Regions from separate parts of the Homo sapiens genome. Here region 1 is linked to region 2. A link is an interaction called in ENCODE POLR2A ChIA-PET data of the cell type or tissue named here. Cell type or tissue: CD4-positive, alpha-beta T cell. All regions are shown on one strand. Each heading gives the region's core, and the rest is flanking DNA. Links, peaks and the distances in the headings are about the cores only.

What was found. ChIA-PET counts read pairs that join two places held together with the same protein. Peaks named below come from ENCODE experiments on the same cell type or tissue, not always from the same donor. Only the 100,000 strongest peaks of a DNase experiment are listed, where the experiment ranks them.
Region 1: POLR2A ChIA-PET joins it to region 2 with 5 read pairs; 5 of 35 experiments call an interaction of 5 or more read pairs at or near these places.

What each region holds. Positions count from the first base shown.
Region 1 is chr15:100,328,133-100,333,633 of GRCh38, forward strand. ADAMTS17 (ADAM metallopeptidase with thrombospondin type 1 motif 17) reads right to left here. Exons shown (of 22, transcript NM_139057.4): 3 at 2,757-2,922. Among named protein-coding and RNA genes, the nearest start is that of ADAMTS17, 11 kb to the right of the region's middle. In CD4-positive, alpha-beta T cell, for the core only: no CTCF peak of the experiment used is centred there; a DNase peak (open chromatin) is centred at 2,689; H3K4me3 peaks cover 933 bases; H3K27ac peaks cover 826 bases.
Region 2 is chr15:100,569,718-100,574,933 of GRCh38, forward strand. It overlaps LINS1 (lines homolog 1), which reads right to left. Exons shown (of 7, transcript NM_001040616.3): 5 at 3,934-4,524; 6 at 2,177-2,348; 7 at 1-400. Among named protein-coding and RNA genes, the nearest start is that of LINS1, 30 kb to the right of the region's middle. In CD4-positive, alpha-beta T cell, for the core only: a CTCF peak has its summit at 2,885 (motif pointing left); a DNase peak (open chromatin) is centred at 2,894; H3K4me3 peaks cover 766 bases; H3K27ac peaks cover 1,789 bases.

The DNA of each region.
Region 1 (5,501 bases), core at 167-5,166, 240 kb before region 2:
AGAGCATGTTCCCATGGGAAAGCTTGGATTAATCTGATTAATCTTTCTAGGAAAGATTAGGAAACTTCTAGGAAACTTAAAGAATGTACTTTGCAGATGTCCCAGTAAATTAATTTTCCCGATTTCTAAACTCCTGATGTTTGAAAGCTAATCCAAACTAGATAGGGCCTAACTGACTGCTCATTAGCTCAGCCTATTAAAAGGCCCATTGTCATTCTCAGGACAGCCACATTTACTGAATATTTCATGCAATGCAAGAAGGACCAGAAGCAAAATATGTAACTCTCCTCTGTGTCTGTGTTCCTGACTAGTGCAGAGCCTGAGTCTGGCACAACCTTAAATCCGCACATTACTCCCGCACCAAAAAGCAAGCTGATGCAAGGTTTGAGAGCAGGGAAGGAGAGATTGTATTTTTAAGCAAGTTCAGAAATTTCTCCCTACAGTCTTGCGTGGCTGCTCTTGTTTTAACTTGTTCCATCACACCCACCCCACCCTGATTTTGTTAATTTTATTTCCTCATTAAAGGCTAAACAGTCTATCAAAAGAATGCCTCAAAACTCTCCTTAGGGACAAAAATGCAAACACAAGCACCATTTATCATGTCAGTGATCCTCAGTATCACACCACTAAAGGGGATGGAAGGCGGCCATTAGACAAACATCCCATTATCTCATCTACAAGCACGCTGAGTTCTGACCATGGACTAGAGTCTGATGAACGGTGGCGTGAGCAGAGAGAACAGTGAGAAGAAGACACATCTGTCCTTTGTTTCGTTGCATGGCCCTGCTTGAAGGTGCTCAAATGGGAAAATCCACTCCCGATGGCCCACAGGTGCTATTCCTCAGGTTTAACAGTCCTTAGCGATGTGGTTTTCAACACCAGCTGAACATCAGAACCACCTGGGAGTCTTTACTTTGCCAGATGTCCCCAGGATGTCTAATTAAAGTGGTTCTCTGTGGGTGGGACCCAGGCGTGAGTAGCTGTTAAAGCTTCCCAGGTGATGCTAAGGTACAGCCAGGACTGAGAACCACTGCCGTAGAGAAATCCCTCTGCCTCTGTGCCGGTACGTCAAGACAGAACTAGGTAGGGTCAGGGGCTCAGGTTAAAAATAGCACACTGCAGGGGGCCAGGCATAGTGGCTCATGCCTATAATCCCAGGACTTTGGCAGGCCAAGGCGAGAGGATCACTTGAGCCCAGGGGTTCAAGACCAGCCTGGGCAACACAGTGAAACCCATCTCTACCAAAACAAAAATTAGCCAGGTGTGGTGGTGCACGCCTGTGGTCCCAGCTACTCAGGAGCGAGGATCACCTGAGCGCAGGAGGTCAAGGCTGTGGCAAGCCATGATCACACCACTGCACTCCAGCCTGGGTGACAGAGTGAGATCGTGTCTCCAAAAAAAAAAAAAAAGCCATACTGACATCAAATCCACACACAACCAACTGTCAGACCAAAGACCCTGTTTCCTATTAAAAGGTATTTTTTAGGTGCTAGTAATTGTACGGGGTCTTCCTCACTTTTGTAAGGAGGCAGAAAGAACAGAAAAACCCTAATGTCTCCATTTGAGACTCAAAGCTCTCTTGAGGTTTCAGAGATGCCCTCTATCCAGCACAATCACCTCTAATACTCACCTTGCCCACACAGACTAGGCTAAGGAGAAAGTCAATGTACTGCCATCCAGTCCACACACAGCAGCTGAGCTCAACTGCAAAACTTGTTTACAAATAACAAGGTAATTCTAAAGCAGTCACATAATTTATTCCCAATGTCACCGGGATACTAAACCAAGACACATTGTTTCCAATGTCACCAGAATACTAAACCAAGACACACTGCATTTTCATACAAAGATAAGTCTTTAAACTACAGAAGCACAACCCCCAGAAGTCAGCAGTGGGGTCCCACGATCTCCTGGGAGGAAATGCCACCTGTGCTCCAACTTCATCTGGGGACATTTGTAGCCCCATGAAATGTCCTTAAACAGGTGACAGGTCATCCACATTAGGGTTGTTCAAAGAGAGACCCAGAGTATAAGAGCCCCAGGTTCTCCCCCCACACTGCATCTTAAAATCACTTTTAAAAACCCTGGCACCCAAATCATACCCCAGACTAAAACAGATCAGGATGTTGGGGGACAGGCCAGTGCATGGCAAGTTTTAAAGCAGTGGTTCTCACACTTTAGCACGTATCTAAATCCCCTGGAGGACCCGTGAAACTACAGATGACTGGACCCTCCCCCAGGGTTTCTGATTCACAGCTCTGGCCTGAAAATGTGCATGTCTAACAAGTTCCCACGTGATGCTGATGCTGCTGGCCCGGGGGCCACACTGTAAGAATCGAGAATCGAATCACAGCTTCAGAGGCGCCCCAGGTGGCTTTAGTTACTGCGGCCAGAACTCGGGAGCACTGTATTATTAAGAGTGAGCTCCTGGCCAGGGCACCAGGAGGAGGGAATTCTTATCCAAGCTCGGCTACAAGGTTTTTTGGACCTCAACTTGCTCTTGATATATAAAATTGAGGGACTGCATGAAAGAGATCCTAGGTTCCTTGCAGAAACAAAACGATGACTTTTTCAAAGGACTGCCGACACTAAGACACATAGAAAGGAAAAGGAAGTGGTCTCAGGGCAATAAAACAGCTTTTGAAATATAGGGGAAGGTAAGTTCTCACTCATGTGGCTTCAGTGCACTTGGAGACACACAAAGGATGTGGGCTGTGCGTGTGTTCTAAGCTGGTCATGCTGCTGCCCCGACTCACCTGTTAGAACCTTGCAGAGCTGCTCAGGTCTCTGGGCCTCAGCAGAAGGGCTGGGGGTCAAGGACCATTTGCGCCTGATCAGATGTTCTCGTCCACTGAATGGGCCCTGGGAGTTGTTGAGGGGCTGGATTAGCACCTGCTCCTGCCCAAGCTGAATGAGGCCAACCTGTCCAGAAAGGAGAAGGAAACGCGATGTCGGTCATCCTCACTCACACACGCCCATGGCCCCCCGGAGGGGCAGGCAAGACCACCTTGCTGTGATTTGGTTTTCCAGGTCTGGGCTCGTTTCTTTGCAGATTGGTCAGATTTACCTGAGCCCAAGAGTGAGCTTGTGTGTGACTTACAAACATACCACAGAGCAGCTGCGTTGGGGGTAGGGGTACAGAGACAGATACAACAGCATCCATTTTCCATGTTGGCTTTCAGAGAAGATGAACTACTTCATTATCAAATTTTTAATTTTAAAATTATTTTTTAAGTTACTTCAAAAATCATCCCCCCAAAAGTCCACCTGGGAGGCAACACTGAAATTGTTGGGAATGACATTTGTATCCCTAATGGAAAAATGTATCTTATCCCTGGGTATATTAAGAGTAACATTAGTATTGTTTTGACAGCATCAAAACAATTTGCCCTCCTTCAGCAGGCACCTGCTGCTAGTTTCCCTTCTTATGCAGAGTCAAAATGGTAAATCTCTCAAGGAAATCGAACCCAGGCAGGGCCAGGGGAGGACCTGGTTTGAACACTGATCGATGCAGTCAACATCCCCTTCTCCTGGGAACAATCCCGAACTGCCTTTGATCGCAGATTCAGGAGATCTGGCGGATGAGTCTCAGGGGGCCATGGCATCCTTTCTTGTCTCCCTCTTCCACCCTCACTTTTCAAAAGCCATGACACACTACACCCCTGGTTCTCAAAGCCTAGCGTGTGCCCAAATCACCTGGAGGTCCTGCTGGAGCCCAAGAATGTGCATTTCTAAGAAGTTTCCATGTAATACAGGGACCACACTTGGAGAAACAGCACTCCCCACCACACGCAGAGCTAACTCCAGTCTCAAGTATAAAACTCACTTAAGCCAAATGAGATAGACCCCAGCTCTACGTTCTGAAAGGATGCACCAGTACCAAGATTCCTGGAAAGTAAATCAGATCAACTAATAAGATCGCCTACAATCTTGCGTCCCCAAGATACAGGGTGAGGCCATACTTACCGCTCTAAGCATATTTCAAGGTTTCCATTTCATTAGAACTTTTGCCAAGAAAAACTCAAAGATTTTACTGCCCAAATAAAACTGTCTCAAAGTGGCACTGCATGACCTGCAGGAGAGCACAGCTTTCCTCCCTCTCCTTCAAAGTGAAAACTTGAGTTTGTTCACTAGGAAACTTTGGGGAAACTGAAGAAATGGAAGACGGTGGCCACAGTGGGATCTGCAGAGCTCCATCACAGCTGTGCGCGATGCGGCCTCGGTGCAGAACACCCGAAAACTGCCGCAGTCAAGAAAGAGTGGGCAGGGTACGGCACAGTGCCTGGGATGGAGCCCCGCGTGGGAGGACCCCCCACCTGCTCCCCAGAGGATACGCTTCACTCTAATGAGGGGCTGCACTCATTTGGAAACACCCTGGCTGTGGGTCAAAGCCCCCCCAGGATCTAGCACTTTCAAAGCTAGTTATTATTCGTTCAGTCTAGAGTTTGCATTCACAAACCCCGGCATAAAAAGCAGTCAGCTGTTAGTTCTAAGCTGATACAAATTTTTAAAGACAGGGAGATCTCACCTTGGTGAGAAATCCTACACATACACACTCATATACACATGCAAAGCATCACTTAGCACCTTAGGGAAGGTTTTTCTTTACAATTCTCAGGGCCCCCATGTGCTGGTTTCTATAAACTTAAGGAAGAAAACAGCAATGCTGGGGAAAGATGGATGAATGGACTAGTGGGTACTCGCCCCGGCAGCCACTTGCCCTCTTGGGCCCCGACCTCGAACAGGGATGTGGCCAGGCTAGCACCAGGAAGGAGGGGTTGTACAGGGCCCTCACCCTGGGAACCTGCGTGAGGAAGGGCCCTGCCTCCTCCTCCCTCACTGTCTCACTGTCCCCAGGTTCCTTCAAGCCTAACACTGCCATTGTCAGCATGCCACCAGTGGTCAAACGTCCTGTTGAGAAGTGCCACCTATGCATTACACACAGTCTCACCCCAAATACCCACCAGCCTTCCTTCTCTCTCCCTGACCTCTCTTCCCTAAATAAACCCCCTTCCCCGCAGCCCCCTGCACTCTTACATTCCAGCCCACTACCCCATGTTATAGGACCTTTTCACGACCTAACGGTTTGTTCCACTGAGGCAAGATCAGAATTATTCCTCCTGTTTTTGCCAATGTCTGCCACATAACAGTTACTCAGAAAGAAAAAATTCGACTGAAAATGCAGTTACGTGCACAGACTGCCTGCAGCCCCCTGGCTCAGGGCTTCTCATCCCCGGCTACCTATTGTTATGATCTGGGGAGCTTCGAAAACTCCTGATGCCTCAGCCCCTACTCCAGGCCAAGTGAATCGGAATCTCTGGGGTGGAGCCCAGGCACTGATATTTTTTCAAAGGTGACCAGGAAAATTCAATGTGTAGCCAGGGTTGAGAAGCGCCGTCCTAGCTTTTCACTGGGTGCTGGAGACCCTGGACACCTACTGCCTTGATTCCATGTGGAGAGGTCCTTGGATTTGGAACCTGGGACTTCCTCTGTGGAGCTCT
Region 2 (5,216 bases), core at 217-5,216:
AGAGGGAGCATCGGAAGCCCAGGAGTGCCGAGCACACACATCTCTGTGACTATGAGGAGCAGTCAAACGATGGGGTATTGTTTGGTTGGAGCTTTGGTCTTGGACAAGTGAGGGGACACAGCCACAAATACTTATGTCATATTTAGATTCAGTTGCATCAAAGTTATTGCAAATGGTGAAAAAATTATCCCAGTCCTTTTGCAGTAATTTTAAATATCTAACAAAATATTCAAGAAAACAGGTTTCTGATGAAATCAAAAAGTCAAGAAGAACTGTGGAATCAAATCCTATATTTTTCAAGAAGAACAAGAAAATACAGTGAGGATTATAGCCATTTTCATGTGTGTGATGGTCCCACATTTCTTTTCCCTGAGTCAAGCTTTCAGTGGCTTCACATCCTCTGAAAATGAAGATAATGGAGAATGCAGATTAATGACCTTACAAAAATAAACAGTTTTACCAGATATAATTCACATACCATAAATTAACCTATTAGATTACTTTTAAATCTATGCATCACTTCTTAAAAGAAAAAATTTCAAAACCCATTCCCTTCCCCATAAGCTCTAAAGAAATCTGACTCAGTAAAGCAAAATCCACTGACTTTGGCAGTTCTAGTTTTTGTCTGCCCAATAAAAGTTACCTGTTGTTCTTTCTCTCGACATCAGAACTCCTCATTCTTATAGGTAACCAATTCCATGTGGTAAGATAATTCCTAAACCTCCTTCCTTACCCTCAACAAGGGTGGGCATGTGACCCAGATTGACCAATCAGAGCACTCCATGCTCCTGGCCACAATGACTGGTTCTGACAAGGCTCTGTGACCCAAGTGGGTTAATCAGGTCTCCCCTGGGACTTTTGCTGGAGCTATGGAAGATTATAACTGTAAGGCTGAGGTACGCCTTGAACTGCCGGTGGCCATGCCTTGAGAATGAATTCAAAACTGTGAGACAGAGAAAAATTGAGAAGTGATTGATGACATGATTGATTATAGTCCCTGTACATATAGTTATACCTGACTCCAACTTGACCCTTTAGAATTCCCAGTTATGAGCCAATAAATGCTGGCTTTTGCTCAAATTAGAGTTGGTTTCTATCATTTACAACCAAAAAAATCTTAACAAATACAACTACATCTGAAAAAAACTATCTATGTTGTAAGCACATGCCTCTCTGGACACACTGAACTGGATTCAGAAAGTGAGAAATTCACACACAAAGTCAGTTTCATTCAGGGGTTTCCACTTCCTGAGGAGTAAGGAGCTAACTTTGAGTACAATTAAGATACACTCTTACAGGCGTGTGCATTTTCAGACTGAACTTGTATTTGACCATTTTGAACCTAATTCAAATCACATGCAGGAATTTTGTGTTCTTGATTAGGACCTTTTGAAAATTGGCCCCAAACACTCAAGAGTCTAAGAGCAGCCATTGCCAGCAGTGTCATAATACAAGTAAGTACTGGCGGCACAACGCTGCACCACAGATCATTAGCAAGAAATCCCTTTCTCCCAGGCCAAGAAAGAAATGGAAATAAAGCAAATATGTGAGGGTTTTAATAAAGCAGAAGCAGAAACAGTGGAAAAGGTCATCGGTTATTAGCTTCATAACCAATTATAGATATTTGCCACAAGAAGATATTAACCCAAGTACAGCTATTTTAATAAAGCAGAGACAATCAGTATAAATCATCAGTAACATAACTTAACCAATTTCAGACATTTGCCTCAAGAAGGTATCAGCCCAAATTCGACTGAAACGAAAATTCAGAACAGCTTCTTTGATTATTTCTAAGTTTGTATTCACCTTTACAAAGGCAAAGATCATCTTACTGAAGCTTAATACAAAAAAGTAAGTCTTAGGGGTGAAAAGAGGTCTTAAATGAACAACAATTAAGATTCAGAGAAGTGTACTGACTTACTGGAGACCAAATCAGAAGCCATGTTTTCAGATACCAATCTAGTTATACTACCTGAGAACTGCCCAGCCAGCCAGGTTTTCCTAGCGATACAAATGCAATCTCCTTTTCATGTAAGTCAGGGTTAAAGAAAGGAACTGCAACAGGATGTTTTCCCCCAAATGATGAAAGTAAGCAACACGCCCAGCACATTCTCAGAAATGTTTTCTGCTTTCCTGACTTGTAGGCCGTTCAATAATTACTTTAAAATACACTAACCTGGTCAGTGTTAAGTAGATGCCCAGTGATGCCTTGGCAGCCTCCAGCATGTCATCGTCTTGTTCTATGAAAACCCGAGACAGCCATTTGCACGGATTGTGTAATTGCAGAGAGGGCTGAAGATGAGGCTTTAAGAAGGTCAGTAACTCAGACATGAACCTCTGTAAGTCAACTTCAAAAAATGAAAATTTCAAAGTGTAGGCAATAGTTTATGAATGAATGAATATCTTGCCTATATATAAATTCATAGTGTCTAAAGTACCTTAAGATGCAATTATCCTAATTCACTTTCAAAAAGTCATCAGGAATCAGTTAGGAAGCATCTTTATTTGGCAAATGAGGACACTGAGGCTCAGGGAAAAAAAGTGACTCATTCCAGAGCATACATTTAAAATGTACAGCTACATCATCTATTTGCAACAACTGCCTAACAACTGTCTCTTAGAAATAAAAGTTATGTGATTTCTTGCTAAAAGCAGATAAATAAATGAGCAGACAACTAAGATCACTTCATCGGATGCCAGAGCTGTCTGTCCAAGAATGCAACCAAGCAAAAATAATTTTGTCTTCAAAATAACAGAAAAACATATTTTTTGTTTGTTTAAAGCATAGAAGTACTACTATTAAGCACAAAAATAAAAAACGTTTTAGGTAGTTTGAACTACAATTTAAAACTGAATTATATAACAGGTGCCATCTAGTGTTATAAATTAAAACTGCACAGAATTATAACTAATGTGTAGTTATTAAAAGCTAAATTATATCCAAAGCAATTCAGTGATGTCATTGCTCACAATTCAAACTTTTCACTGAATCTGTATGCTGCCTGTTTAGAGACATTTACTATTCATTTTTCTCAAGTAAAATGGAAGACTTTGAACTCCTGAGTTACTATTCTGGAAATTATATATGTAACAATTTCTTTGTCAATATAACTTCTCATATATTAGCTTTAATTCAATATCTAATTTTCAATAATCTACATTAGTGGAAACACTAATTGTATGAAGGATTAATACAAATGGGGTGGGGAAACAGAGACGAGAGGATCACTTCAGCTCAAAACGTTGAGGCTGCAGTGAGCCTGGGAGACAGAGCAAGACCCTGCCTCAAAATAAATAAACAGTAAACACAACAATAACAAAGAAATAACAACAAACAATAATAACAATAAACACATAAGTGGGAGTGAACATATTTTTCTTTAATCTCTCTGTCTTCTCCTCTCTCTCTCTCTCTCTCCCTGAAAGGATCTCCATCTGTTGCACCAGGACTGGAGTGCAGGTGTGCGATGGGTCGCGGCTCACTGTAGCCTTGATCTCCCAGGCTAGGACCTCCCAGGTTGGGACAGGAGGAATAGCATGGGCCGAAGGGGGGTCAGGGCTGCAGTGGGCCATGGTCACGCACCTGCAGTTTAGATTAAAAAAAAAAAAAGGATTAATATAAATAAAATGCTGTAAATACTTGAATATGAATTGATTTCCATCACTTACTTTGAGATGACTCAACAGCAACTTTTTTAAACCTAAATCATTCCTTATGCTTTACAAATTCATTGTAGGCACAAAAAGCTGACATGTTTCTTAAAGGTAAATCCAGTTCTTTTTTTTTTTTTTGAAAATGTAATAAGTTACAAATAGGATAACATACAGCTTAAATTACTGGAATTTAAACTAGTCCTGAGATTTGATAATTATGAATTACTGTACTTAAGTAAATAATTACACACTGCATACAAAAGGAGTTTGGAGAATTACCTTTCACTTCACTTGCTGAAGAATAATTTTGAAACTTGATTTCTAAGGATTTCATTATAACTAAGCTTGCTGCTCTAAGGATCACATGATCTGGACTAGTGATAAGTTCACATTCAGGTTGAACTTCATCACCTCCAAAAAAGGAATGTTTTTCATAAACAGACAGTGTCTTCAACAACCCCGAATTCACAGCTTGCAAAACAGCATTAGCTAAAGCCAGCATGTCCACCGCTACATGATGGTCTGGCGGCATTAAGGCAGGCACAGATCCACGACAGAGGTCTTCACCCACTTTACAGAGAAGGCACTTTTTGAGGAATATGATGACCTTCCTTTTAACAAAAGCCTGAATAGGCCAGGTAATAACTTCTAGCATGCAAGATGGTTTCAAAAATAAAATCCTCTGGCAAGTGAAATGTAACTTCAGGTGGATTCTGGAGGCGATGAGAAGCTCAAGCAAATCCAGGAAACACATCAGGATGTTTACTATTTTAGAAGTATCCCGGCAGTTTTCAAAATGCTGAGAGAATAAGGAATTGTAAAACACTTCAAAAATGGTGTCGAAATGAGTCAGGAACTGCTTTAGAATTTCTGCAATTATAAAAATAGGAATTATAAACAGGAAAAACAGTCTTCTTCAAACAATTTTACAATTCACTTTTTATAAATATCACTTTTTAAGATGAAAAAACAGATTTGGAATGTTTACCTCTAACATTAACAAATGAGGTTACACAGATTAATGGGTAAGAACCACGGTTAAAATTCATTTTATGGCTGGGTGTGGTGGCTCACAACTGTAATCCCAGCACTTCGGGAGGCCGATGCGGGTGGATCACTTGAGGTCAGGAGTTTGAGACCAGCCTGGCCAACATGGTAAAACCCTGTGTCTACTAAAAATACAGAAATTAGCTGGGTGTGGTGGTGAGCGCCTGTAATCCCAGCTACTCGGGAGGCTGAGGCAGAAGAATCACTTGAACTCGCAAGGCAGGGGTTGCAGTGAGCCAAGATCATGCCATTGCACTCCAGCCTGGGCAACAAAGCAAGACTTGTCTCAAAAAAATAAAACAAAACAAAACAAAAAATATTCATTTTACGAATATCAGTAACATCAAACAATGCAAGGGATTTGTGCTCATGAAAAGCTTTACTTTTTTCCTTATACTTTTTTTTCTTTTAAAACAGGTTATCCTCAATCAAAATATATTGGAAGAGACTGACTTTTTCATTACTTTAAGACAGATCAGATGTTCCAAATTAAGTTTTGTTTCTCATTATAAATG